Linked DNA regions of Homo sapiens: region 2 is linked to region 1. Evidence: chromatin loops called from intact Hi-C (ENCODE). Cell type or tissue: PC-9. All regions are shown on one strand. Each heading gives the region's core, and the rest is flanking DNA. Links, peaks and the distances in the headings are about the cores only.

Region 1 (6,634 bases), core at 2,579-5,078:
AGAGTGTGTGTGTGTGTGTGTGTGTGTGTGTGTGTGTCTTAGTGACCCAGGCTGGAGTGTAGTGGAGGGATCCTTTTGCTTCTAAACAAAGCTTGAGAAAACTATACCTCGTATTTCTCTTTCTCCTTAGTTGGGCAAATTTTGCATTTCCCTTGATTATGCATTAAATGGAGTAAAATCAGTTTTTCTAATTCTTTTTTTTTCTTCTTGCTTGTTTGTACATCAGCTTTCCTGATGATATCTCTATAGCTCTGCCGATTTCAAGGAGATTCAATTATCAGATGGTGTTGACAGTCTGCTGTAAATCTCATAAAAGGAGAGTTGGGCTTTATTTTCTGGCTGTGCCAGACATTTTCCAATTAAGCATTTAGAACCTAGAAGGCATCCCCGACTAGATCAGAGTAATATGAAATACAGGTCAAGTGCTGGATTCAAAGTCCTTAGCAATGTCCCTTTAAAAACAAATTTCTCTGATATGCCCAGATCTGGGTTTCCAATATTAGCATAACTTTCAGTTTTATCCACCAGGCAAACAAATGTTGTGTCTACATTTGGGGCAAAAAGAAAATGATGGATGCATAATTTCTTTCTCTTAGGAAGAGTTTCTGGAATTTTGAGGGTTCACTCTGGTGTGTCCCTGGATGGCCTCAATTCATCTTCCCCCAGGTGACCAATTGCTGGCCATTTAATATGCATTATTTTTAAAGTTTGACATTAGGTGGATGTGGAGGGATAGAAGACAGAATGGGGGTGGCATCAGAAAAGAGATCAGAGTCCAGAACTGTGAAGAAAGAGTGTGATGGGCCTTTTACTGCGACGACCTTCTCTGAGGAAGCACGAGGACTGTGGTGCAAATTCCCTCATATTTGGAAGGGCTCATTGATGACCATAGGGAGCAAACTGTGTGACAGGGAGAGACGTCGCAGGGAAGCTCCCCTTCCCCTGTTTGGTGATGCCTCTGAAACCCCCGGGATGGCCATGCACAGAGCGTCCCTTGGCGTCTGCTGGCTGGATTGCGGACCTTCTGGCTGCAGCTTGAGACGCCTTCTGTCCTTTCTGTTTTAAAAGATACAGGACCTCTCTGAAACTTCGGTGCTGATTGCTTTGACGTAATCGTTTCCTTCATTAGAGACCCTGGGCCCTGGGGAGGAGAAGGGACAGAGGGAGGAGGTGGCGTAGAGAAGGCCCCTCTGGTGAAGACAGCAGGGGAAACCCGCACCCACTGGCATCCAGAACTTGGAGGGGGGCAGGGGGCGGTCCCAGGATTTGAGCTTCTCAGCCAGCTCCTCCGTTCTAGGGGCAGCCGCTTCCTTTCCTCAGGTGCAGAGGAGACTGGGCTGGCTGGGCCTCTCCAGGCCTCCGCAGGTGGGTCCCGGGGCGCAGGCACACGGAGCACTTTAGTGCACACGGGCAGGAAACTTCTGGACCTTCCTATCGCAGCCACCCAAGGGCGGATAAAGCAGGTGCGGAGGCCGGCCTGGGGAGCAGAGGCTGCCTGGCCGCTGGCGGGTCTCCGGCGGAGGAGGCACTCAGGTGTGGGGCCAGCGCTGGGGCTCGCTTCTCTGCGGGAGCGTGGGTGTCGAGTGTGCGTGTTCACCCTGAATATTTTCCATCTCTGTGCGGAGCTCTATGTCTGCCCGGTCCAATTTCTGCCCACATTCCGTAAACGCCGTGAAAGGCCATTTTTCTTTCTGAAGCAAATCCAAAATAATACACACGATGAAGTGCAGGCAGGATGCCTGTGGAAAAAAGAACTTCTCCAATTATTTCAATGGAACGAAATAGCTGGGCTCTCCAAGCAAAATCTGACTGAGAAATCTGACCTTCCTCCATTGAAGGCCGAGGAGGTCCGGGGGACACAGCCTGGTCACCAGCAGCCACAGGTTAGACCAGGCAGTGCAAGGCCCCGCCGGCCCATCAGGCCCAGGGGCACGACGGGCTTAGCTGTGCCTCAGTTTATTTTTTCTCAAAGGAATGAATCATATCTATCTCTTATAACTTAGACGTTTGAGCTGTCTTTTAAGAGGGGTTTTAGTGAGATGATTCAATGGAGAACCTTCGGAATGCCTTTGAGAAAAACTGTAAATACAGGAAATTAAAACACGAGGATAAACCGCAAGTGAGAGAGTGTGGTGGGGCTCTGAAGTTATGGTTCTGTCGCGAGAGTCGAAGGGTCCCCATGCTGCCGGGAGCCGTGTGTTCGCGTCTCACTCTGCTAAGGAAAGAAGCCGCAGACAGAGGCGGGCAGCATGGCTGGGAGAGGCTCAGATGCCTGCAGGGCCAAGGAAGTCTTCCCCTCAGAGCACCTGCCTGTGCCTCTCCCCCATCATAGTTTGTGTATAAGCCGTCTCAATGAGCTTCAGAAAAAATTGCATCATAGTTTGAAACAAAGGGAGCTATGAAGTCTAGGAAAAGTCATCCTTTATATGTCGCAACAGATATTTAGATTTGTAAATATGCATAAATGACTAACATGCATATCATACTAGTTTACTCCAGTGTGAGTTCGATGTTAAACACAAGTGAGGCTTTCAACAGTGAAATATTTTAAGCCAACTAGATGTCCACTACTAAAAACATCAACTTAATGGGATCACACCAAAAAAGAAGAATGAGGACTTTGCAAAGCCTGGAATGGCGAGCTGCAGATGGATTCATTTGGATGGAGAATGTTAAAGAAAATGCAAAATAAAAATGATGGCCGAGGTCAGGGGGTGATGCTTGTATGATTGTGTAGGTTTTAAAATTACACAGTGGGAAAACAGAATTTGGAAAAACACTGTTTGCCATTTGAGAGCTCAGAACACATCCAGAGAAGCCTCTGAGAAATCCCCACCAATAAGCATGGGACCAGCGGTGGGACAGGCAGAGAGCCTCACAGAAGGCGTGGGAAGAGAAGGAAGCTGAGCTGGTGGGGGAAGGAGACGTGTAAATGGCCCGAAGTAATTTGGTGAGAGGAAGAGATAAACAAGGGGCCTAAAGCCCTGGGAAGCCAGAGAAGGAAAGCCTCCGTGACTCCCAACACCATGGCTTCAAGTGTCACACAAAGCCCCTTATCTCCCTCTGGTCTGATGTTATCGCACCTTTAAATGGTAAATCATTTATATAACATTTGCTGATTCACAAAATGAAGGCACTGAGAATTAACATGAGGATGGGGGGGATAGTTAGGGGCACAGTCTTCGGGAGTGTGGATTTCCCTTGTCACCTGGCATAATCTTATCTCTGGGGCTTATCGTGGGGAGGTGCAGAGGCAGGGAAGGGGCCAGAACTGGAGCTGGGGGGAGGGGGCTGGTAAGGAGGGTTGAGGGCTGTTCTTTTGTTTTTTCTGGGCTGGTTGTGTGTGTGTGTGTGTCCCTGTGAGCCTCCAGGGCAAATGACTCTGGCTTTCCCAGGGGGAGAATTTTCATGAAGCCTTGTCTCTTGGCAAGTTGACTATTGGAACTTCACTCTGCACATTGTAACAGGGGGAGGAGGAGCCTGGGATCTTAGGTGATGTCTTAAACAGAAGAGAGGCTCTGAGAATAGGAAAGAGTGAGAGGAACCAAGAAGTTCCCCATGTTCAACTCCAGCCAAGATGAGCTTTCTTGTCCATCAGCGTCTACAGAAAAGAAATTGCTTTTAAAAATCCGTTATTTACTAGCCTGTTTCAGACATGCTGGATGCGATCAGTGGCATTTTATTTGGGGCTACAAATTAAAGAGAGCTTCCATCTTTTGTACTTATTTGTTGCAAACTTAGTTGCTATGGGTTTAATGCATGGTGTTCTCTTATGATTCCAAATAAGCTAGAATTGGACCTTGTTTTTTGTGTTTGTTTGTTTGGATTATTTACCAATTTAACAGTGGGGCATTGTATACCAACTTCAGTGACTCTAAAGTTAGTAAGTTCTGATAACCCACTGCCAATGGGCCTTGGTTTTCAAGACTGGAACCGGTGGCTTTAGTTATTTCTCAACTTCATAAGAAAGTATTGGCAAATTATTTCCCACCCGCGCCCCCTCCCCTCCTTTTGTTTTCGGTTTCCCCAGCAGGAATCCAGTCTGAGTTGAGGCGCCGGTGGGCAGGGACCGTGATGGAGCTCTGATGCCATCTAGTGGCAACCCGGAGAAGCGCACTTAGATGCCTCGCCTCGGCTGGAGTGAAAGCCCAGGCGGTTTCGCACCAGCAAGGTGGTGAGATGTGTTTGCCAGGTGAAGTCCTTGAGCCTTAGGACAAAGCATTTGCAAGCCAAGGACCTTCCTACCACATTTGGAGTGGAAATACACCGCAAGGGCTTTACGGCTGGGTCCGTAGCGTGACTCCAGCTCATGAGGGAGAGAGAGCAGCTGAACGTCACTGTGGGAAACCGGGGTGTGCTTCGGTGGGCCTGTTCCCCTACCGCGGGCCAAAAAGCCCTCGATGAACTTCGTTTTCCTTGCTTTCTGCTCGGTTCTCTCCAGCTTCAAATCCAAATGTACCCAGAGGCAACGGAGGCCCAGAAAAGCTGAAGATGTGTGTGCAGCACACGGCTCTGCTGAAAGGGCTGAGGGCTGTGCTTGGCCAGCGTGGCTCACATTATCTCCAAAATTAATATTGACCCCGTTGTTACCCCTCCTCAAAGAAGACCCCCTAAACCAAGCTGTTCTTTTGGTGCTCCACGGTAAACTTGGGTAGTGGAGGCGGGGAGAGAAGAGGGTGGGAAGGCGGAGGAGGGCCAGGGGAGGTGCAAGCCCCCCGTGGTTTGCAAAGTGCAGGCTGGCACCCGCGGAGGGAGGTGGGAAGGAGAGCCCCGAGGAGCAATCTCAGGCCCAGTGATTTCAGGGAAGAGTGTGTGCAGAAGTTAGGGAGCTAGGAGCTGAGTTTCCTAAAGCGATCCACACCTAGGCAGCTGCTGGAGAGTCTGTGTGAGGCACGTGGCCCCCAGGGTCCAGATGCTCACTGAGAGAAGAAGGGGCCATGACCACCTCACCCTACTCAGTGCTGCGCTTCTGAACTGGAAGTAGACCCGGGGTGCCCGGACCCGCTGTAGGGGAGGCAGACGCCCGCTGGGGTCCAGGAACAGCCGCCCACCCTGGCCTGGTGTGCCCCGGCCGGCACGGCCCCGCGGCCATCCTGAGGAGCAGCCCTGGGCTGATGGGGCCCCTGGGGATCCCCAGTCTGCTGGCAGACACTTTCCGACCATCCTGGCTGCCTTAGATGTGGGTGCGTCACCTAAAAATACAGCCTGTGGAGAGACCTCAATTGTGGTTCCCACGAGGGGGCATGATGGGTGAAATTAACTGATAAAACAAAATGTTTGTAACTGCCTCCGACGATTCCCGGGAATTACAGAAAGCTCACCTTCGTCTCTCTTAGTCATTGGTTTATTCAACACAGTATCCTCAATAAAGCAGCTAGGACTGCGCGCTATTGTGTCGCAGGCCCCCACCCCCCCGTGACAAGCTCAGCCCCTCCCTTTCCTCCTCTGCTTTGTTGTCACACGAGACACAGGTGGGGGGGACCGTGGCCTGCCTGCGCACGGCTGGAGAGCGGGAGGGCTTGCAGGGGGCGGTGAGGTTGAAGGACATTTCAGCATGGACGGCTGATGGAACGCCTAGAGAGCAGGCTGGGCTTTTGGTGCAGGGTGTTTAGGCTGTACATTTTGAATGCTAATTTCTAAGTCCTGGGCCTGCCTCAGTTGTCGCCATCGGTTATGGTGAGGGCGCTGCAGCCCACGCTGTTCCTCGCCACCACGGCTGGTGGCCAGCCACCTGTCTCACCCAGCGCCCTGCCAGGCTGGGGGCTCCTCCAGAGACCAGCTTCCATGGCGAGGTGCCTGCCCCTCCCTCCTCCCTTGGCCCGTGGCCCCCGAGGGCCCAAGTCAGCATGAAACGCCTGAATCCCGGTGGGAAAAAGGGCCTGCGAGGTGGGTCCCGGCTGGGCAGGGCCGAGACACCCTGGGTGCTGGGAGGGGCGTGGTGGGGCTGCCCGAGGCAAGAGCCGCGCAGGGATGTGGGATCCCCCGCAGTCGCTCCCTGCCCAGGTATTGCCTGACTGCAGTTACATAAAAAGCCTTTATGGGCTGGGGGGAGTGTGTAATTTGTTCTGGAAGAACATAAAGTTCATTGTTTTCCCTCAGCTGTGGTCACTCTGCTCCATCTGTGCTATAAGCGCTCACAACCTCGTCTCTTCCGCAGGCAGTTTTTTCCACGGGCTTCCATGAGGCAGGTTTTAGACGACAGAATTCTAGCCCTTTAGGAATGAAAGAGAAATCAGGGCTTTCTCTCCGTGCCACGGTGGTGAGGCGAGTATTCTATCGAAGCCCACGCTTGGCACGTTTGCTTGTCTCCCGGGCCATTGGAACCGTGTGATCCATAAGGCGCCTGAGCGCGCGTTTGGTCAGAGGGGCTCGGTCACTCGCCAGGGGAAACCCTGGGTGCGGGAGCTTCCTCTGCATTTGGGCTGCACCTTGATAGACTCAGAACCTACAGGGAAAGATGACGGCTAACTCCGCCGACCTCTCAACCGGGAGAGCCCCAGAGAGGAAGCAGATTTGTCTCCTGGACTATCGAAGTGTCCCGGTGGCAAGCTAAGCGGAAAGCTAGTAAGTGGGTGAGTCTGCCCTTGCCAGGAATTCCTCAGCCGTTTTCTGTGCCTTCGTCTGACTTTTTCTT
Region 2 (6,634 bases), core at 1,821-4,320, 1.2 Mb before region 1:
TGAGCCACCACGCCTGGCTGGCTGGTTAAGAGTTGTTTCTAACTAAAAAAGTTAGGCTCAAAAATAAGATTAATAGAAACGCTAGAGAAACAAGTTAAACTTTAATCATCATGTAACGTGAAACTACCAAAAGAGGATCGTGAGCTTTCATTATTTTTTTGAGACGCAGTTTCACTCTTGTCCAGGCTGGAGTGCAATGGCGCAATCTCAGCTCACGGCAACCTCCGCCTCCCGGGTTCCAGTGATTCTGCTGTCTCAGCCTCTCGAGTAGCTGGAATTACGGGCGTCCGCCACCACACCCAGGTAATTTTTTTGGATTTTTAGTACAGACGGGGTTTCTTCCTCGAACTCCCGACCTCAGGTGATCCGCCCACCTCGGTCTCCCAAAGTGCTGGGATTACAGGCATGAGCCACTGCGCCCGACCGTGAGCTTTTTTTTTTCATTTGTCCCTCAGCAGTGAGAGGTGACAGCATTCTGGCAGCCCTCTCAGTCCTCGCTCGCTCTCAGCGCCTCCTCTGCCTTGGCGTCCACTCCGGCCGTGGTTGCGAAACCCTTCAGCCTGCCGCTGTACTATGGGAGCTCTTTCCTGGGCGGGCCAAGGCCGGAGCTGGCTCCCTCAGCTTGTGGGGAAGTATGGTGGGAGAGGCGCGGGCGGGAACCGGGGCTGCGCGCGGTGCTTGCGGGCCAGCGCGAGTTCCGGGTGGGAGTAGGCTCAGATAAGCCTCGCGCTCGGAGCGGCCTGCACCACCGGCCCAGGACGGTGAGGAGCTTAGCACTTGGGACAGCACTTCTCGCCAGGCCGTAGTTGCCTCCACGCAGCGCAAGGCTCAGGCCTGCCATGCCTGAGCCTCCCCCCAACTGGGGACTCCTGCGCGGCCCAAGCCTCCCTGAGAAGCGCTGCTTACTGCCTCACGGCACCCAGGGCCGTTCACCACCCCAGAGCTGAGCAATGCAGGCTCATTACGTGGGACTAGCAAGCAACTCTATACTGCAGCCCCAGTTCAGAAATTAATGGGAGAAGCCAACTGGGTTTCTGAGTCTGGTGGGGACTTGGAGAACCTTTATGTCTAGCTAAGGGATTGTAAATACACCAATCGGCACTCTGTATCTAGCTCAAGGTTTGTAAACACACCAATCAGCACCCTGTCAAATCAGACCAATCAGCTCTCCGTAAAACAGACCAATGGGCTCTCTGTAAAATGGACCAATCAGCAGGTTGTGGGTGGGGCCAGATGAGAGAATAAAAGCAGGCTGCTAGAGCTGGCGATGGAGACCCGCTTGGCTTTCTTTTGCTTGTGTGGGTGTTTTGTTCTTTTATTTTTTGCATTAGCTGGTGTTTGGGTCTGAATTGTCTTAATGAGTGGTAATACTCACTGTGGAGACTTGTAGCTTTATTTCTGAAGGCAGTCAGACCACAAACCCACTGAACCCACTGGCAGGAACGGCTAACTTAAGAGATGCTGACCTAAGACCTCTAACGGTCTCCGGGAAGGTCTGCCAGTTGATTTCTGAGCCGGCGAGATCAGGAAGCTACCAGAAAGAAGAAACTCTGCACTGTGTTTAAGAACTGTTAACAGTTTCCGTGAGGGTCTATGCGTTTATTCATCAAGTTAATGAGAGTAAAAACTCATTGACTGCGAGCACATAAGGATTATTGCAGGAGCATCACAGAAGTGAATACTTGCAAAACAAGTTTTAGGGCTGATCTCAAAGCAAGGTTTTCAAGAAAAGTGTTACTAAATGTGGAAATACAGTACACTGATTTTAAACATTTATAGAGATAACGTGGCCACATGATCAATTAACCCATCCAAAAAATTTTAAAATGGAAACAAATTTCTTGAATCTCTTAATATAAGGCCTAAAATTTCTTTTTTCAGAAAATAATGCTGTGGAAAATCTACAAGTCTACTTGTAATCATTGTTAGTATTTTGGTACCTTAAGTCTCTTAGGACGTGTTTCAAGATTAGACAGTAGAGTTGCATATAGACCTAATTTTACGTCCAACTTTATTGTTAATAGGGTTTTCAAAAGTATTGTCATGGGAAACTTGTGTACTATGGGAGTAAAAATTAAGAGAGATAGAATTAATATAAACTCCGGTAATCCCAGCAGTTTGGGAGGCTGAGGCGGGCGAATCACAAAAGGACAGGAGTTGGGGACCATCGTGGCCAACATGGTGAAACCCTGTCTACTAAAAATACAAACATTAGCTGGGTGTGGCGGTGCGAGCCTGTAGTCCCAGCTACTTGCAAGGCTGAGGCAGGAGAATTACTTGAATCTAGGAGGTGGAGGTTGCAGTGAGCCGAAATCACAACACTGCATTCCAGCCTGGCGACAGAGCGAGAATCCGTCTCAAAAAATAAAAACAAAACCTAATGTATATAGTATAATGCCATTTCCTTTTTCTACTTGTGCTTTTCTATCCTATATTATGTAAATAATAAAAAGGAAAAATACAAAGCAAAGATTGTGTGTGTGTGTGCATGTCTCCCACAGCTACATACATGGATGAAGTTGAGCTATTTGGATGACCTATGAGGTGAAAATGACTCTAGACCTTGACTTCAAGAACCTGGGTTTTGAGCTGTCCATAGTGTGACCTTGGGCAAGCTACATAACTTCTCACACTCAGTTTCCAAATCTAAAGGAGGAATAAGAATGCCTACCTCACGGTCTGTCATGAGAATTAAGTGAACTTGTCAATGTGAAAGTATTTAGTAAAGTGCCTGGCACCCAGTAGGTCCTGTAGTAATATTTTTTCCTGAACCCTAGTCCCCTCTGTCTGAAGTTCAAGGTTTTCTCCACTAGGTGGTGATGGTAGAAAAATAAATGAAAAAAACGTACTTCAAAAATCACCCCTCCTCTTAGATTGCTTTGCCAATCAAATTTAAACTTTCTTTTCAGATCAGCATAAATACAAATAAATTTAAACTCGTATAGTATAAGGTCCCAGGAAATGAAATCAATGTAAAGCAGAAACCTAGGCTTCCATTTTCTCCTTTAATACCTCACTGTTTAATTGTCTGCAGCTGGCCTCGGTGGTTTACTTTTAAGTGTGTAACTATCTTCTCTGTCTTCCTTCCCCACAGTCAGAATGGGGAGGATAGATTCGGTGGTGACTCAAATAGACCTGTCAGTAACGACAAGTAGAGTCAGCCTGGCTGCAGTGCCTATGAGCAGGTATTTTATAAGCCATCTACTACTAGTGAACCTTTGGGCATGATCTTGCGCACCTTCATGTTCATACCTAAGGTATGCTGGACAGTTGAGTCCAGTTAATCCCACATGACTCACATCCCTGCCATCTTTAGTCAGCATCTTAAAAGTTAGTCGTATGGTTATCTATTCTTCCTACTCTGATTACTGCCCCCTAACCCAAACTCATGTTCCTCTCTCTTCTTGACTTTCCACTACATCTTCTGGAATCTATGCCACATTTCGTATTGTTTATTCTAACACATTTTATATATTTCCTTACTATTGTAAGTAGAACCTTTTATTTACTCTATTTTCTTACTGCCCTTTATTGGTATGAAAGAAATGCATTGATTTTTTGTTAATTTATTTCATACTTGGCCTTTTTGTGAACTCTTATTAGTTTTAGGTGATTTTCCATTGATATTCATAGTATAAAAAGGAGTATATACAGCCTTTCTCCCTGGCTCCTGGCAGAGATCTTCAGAATCCCGTGGGATTTCCTGAGTGCTAGGAGTGCCTATATAATGCTAATGAAGCAACTCCTAGTGGCTCCCTAAGGTTGGAACTTGGGACCAGCTCAATCTCAGGGGCTAGAAATTGAATTTGATTGCTTGGCCAACAATTTAATCAATCATGCCTACACAATGAAACCTCAATAAAAACTCTGGACATAGAAACTCAGTGGAGCTTCCTGGTTGTGAACATGATGATGTGCTGGGAGGGTGGTGTGCCTGGATTCTACAAGGAGAGGGCTTGGAAGCTCCATGTCTGGGACCCTCCTGCCCCTCACCCATGTGTCTCCTTTATAATAAAACTTATAAAACTATGCACATACTCCCATATATTTTAAGTCATCTCTAGATTACTTATGATACCTAATACAATGTAAATGCTATATAAGTAGTTATTATACTGTATTGCTTTTTTATTTGTATTATTTTTTGTAACCTATGCACATATGCTCATATATTTTAAATCATCTCTAGATTACTTGTGATACCTAATACAATGTAAATGCTATATAAATAGCTATTATACTGTATTGGTTTTTTATTTGTCCTATTTTTTATTAATTGTACTGCTGTTTCTTATTTTTTCCCAAATTTTTGATCCACTGTTGGTTGGATGAGAAGGTGCAGAACATGTGGAAATGGAGGGCCAACTGTATTGTCAAATTATTGGAAAGATCAGTTCTCTGTATCTTATAAAGTGGAATGTGAAAGGACATTTGACAAAAGTCTACTTCAATCATTGATTTTTAAAAATCTCTAGTAAAATAGAGAAAGTTATCTTCTTAACATGATGATTTTTGTTTTTGCCCTCAAACCAGCACCATTATCATGTTGAATGGTAAAAACATCATTGATGAGGGGAAAGGTTTATTTTTTAAAAAATAATGCACTAACCGTAAAAGGAAAAGATTAATACATCTTACTACATGAAAATGAACATCTATTTATTTAGCAGAAGATACTACAAGAGTGAAAATACAAGGAACAGAAAGGGAGAAGACATCTTAAACACACATTACTGTCAAGCACAGTGTGTAGGATGTAGAATAAGTCCTACATAATGATAAGAAAATAGGAGAAAATGTAATTAAAAGTGAGTAAAGAACATAAATATGTACTTCATGAAAAACAGAGACCAAGTGACCAAATATGTATTTGAGAACATCTTAGCTGGGCACAGTGGTTCATGTCTGTAATCCCAGCAGTTTGCGAGGCCAAGGCAGGAGGATCACTTGAACCCAGGAGTTCAAGACCAACCTGGGCAAAAAAGTGAGACCTCCATCTCTACAAAAATTTTTTAAACAATTAGCTTGGCGTGGTATTGTGCACCAGTGGTCCTCACTACTCGAGAGGATCACTTGAGGCCAGGAATTCAAGGCCACAGTGAGCTATAATTGTGCCACAGCACTCCAGCCTGGGTGACAGAGTAAGACCTGTCTCTAAAAATAACAACAAAAGAGAAACCCTTCAACTCTTTAGTAAGAGAAATGAAATTTAAATTTATAAATGATATGCTATTGCACACCCAATAGATTAGCAAAAACTAAGTGTTTTTAAAGCTATAGAGCAACAGGAGAATTCTTATAGTGCTGGTGGGAGTGTAAACTTGTGTATACATTTAAGTGTGTGTACTTCATGTGTGCACATTGGTGTTCATAGCAGCCCTAAATGGAAAACAGCCAAATGTCTCCATCAGTGAATAAACACATACATTTTGTAATATTCATACAACAAAATATTATATAATAATGAAAACTAAAGACATCTATACACACTATATACAACAATATGATGGGTTACAGACAGTTTTAACTGGGAAAAAAACTAAGAAAATAATACAAACAGTATGAATACATTCAAACAAACTAAAACTGCCAAAACGAAGCTATATATTTAGAGTGCACATGTAAATGGTAAAATTGCAAGGAAAATCAAGGAAATTATTGAAAAGATTTAGATTAGTGGTTAGCTTGGGAAGGACAAAAGGATGGGATTTTTGAATTTGGGGATTCTTGACCTGGTGGTGGCTTTATGAGTATTGCTTTTATAATTATTTATTAAATAGTGTATGGTTTTATATACTTTCCATATGTATATCTTTCAATAAAAGATACATATATCTTTTATTGTTATATATCTTACATATTATATGTCATGTATACTTATAACATTTTTGTTATTTATATTATCAAAAATATGTATTTCATATATACATATGTAATATATATGTAATATATATGTCCTGATAAAAGAAAAAATATTATAAATTACTGTGACTTCATTTCATAGTTGTTAAGGCCCTGGTATACAATAACAGTAAGTGATGTTACACTGTTGATTAAGAAAACTGAGCTACTCCAGAATATTTTTCGTCTTTAGAATCTTGGCTCTAAATTTTTCAGCCAAATAATCTTTTATTTCTTAGGAGATCTGATAACATGAATAACAATAATATTACCAATGATAACCATAAAGGCTATTATTTATTAAGTTTCTCTAATGCATCAACCATTTTTATCTCATTGTTTACCCCTCAACAACCCCATAAGGTAAATGTTGTTATCCTCACTTAACAAATAGGAAGCACTGAGTTTCGGGAAGACTGAGCAGCTCTTGAGTCAACACAGCTAGTAGAGCTTGAACTCAAGCCTAGGCTGTGTGTCTCCAATGCCCATGACTTTCCCACTAGGCTGGGAAATTTATTTTGGCAACCTTTTTACATTAAGAAGGAAATATATGTTTATTTTAGAAAAATGGATAACTCCAGGAAAGCACAAACCATATTTGGTATAGCAATCTTATCTATTTAGCTATGGATCTCTGTATTATCATTCATCTGCTATGTATTGACAGTGCATCTTTCTTTAGTTAAAATTCAGATCCTATTGCATCTACTGTGCCCGGATCTGTCCCTTTTTC

The links. Hi-C counts contacts between places; a loop is a spot of excess contacts. Peaks named below come from ENCODE experiments on the same cell type or tissue, not always from the same donor. Only the 100,000 strongest peaks of a DNase experiment are listed, where the experiment ranks them.
Region 2: a loop joins it to region 1, with 5 times the contacts of the local background. A loop is called at or near these places in 36 of 110 quality-filtered maps.

What each region holds. Positions count from the first base shown.
Region 1 is chr6:1,593,894-1,600,527 of GRCh38, reverse strand. No RefSeq gene overlaps it. Among named protein-coding and RNA genes, the nearest start is that of FOXCUT, 8.3 kb to the left of the region's middle. RefSeq lists a silencer at 2,796-3,030 and enhancers at 4,141-4,190, 4,067-4,620, 5,825-6,342. In PC-9, for the core only: CTCF peaks have their summits at 3,880 and 4,086 (motif pointing left); no DNase peak of the experiment used is centred there.
Region 2 is chr6:2,757,656-2,764,289 of GRCh38, reverse strand. It overlaps a transcript of MYLK4 not described here. Among named protein-coding and RNA genes, the nearest start is that of WRNIP1, 4.4 kb to the left of the region's middle. RefSeq lists an enhancer at 1-332. In PC-9, for the core only: CTCF peaks have their summits at 2,575 and 2,779 (motif pointing right); no DNase peak of the experiment used is centred there.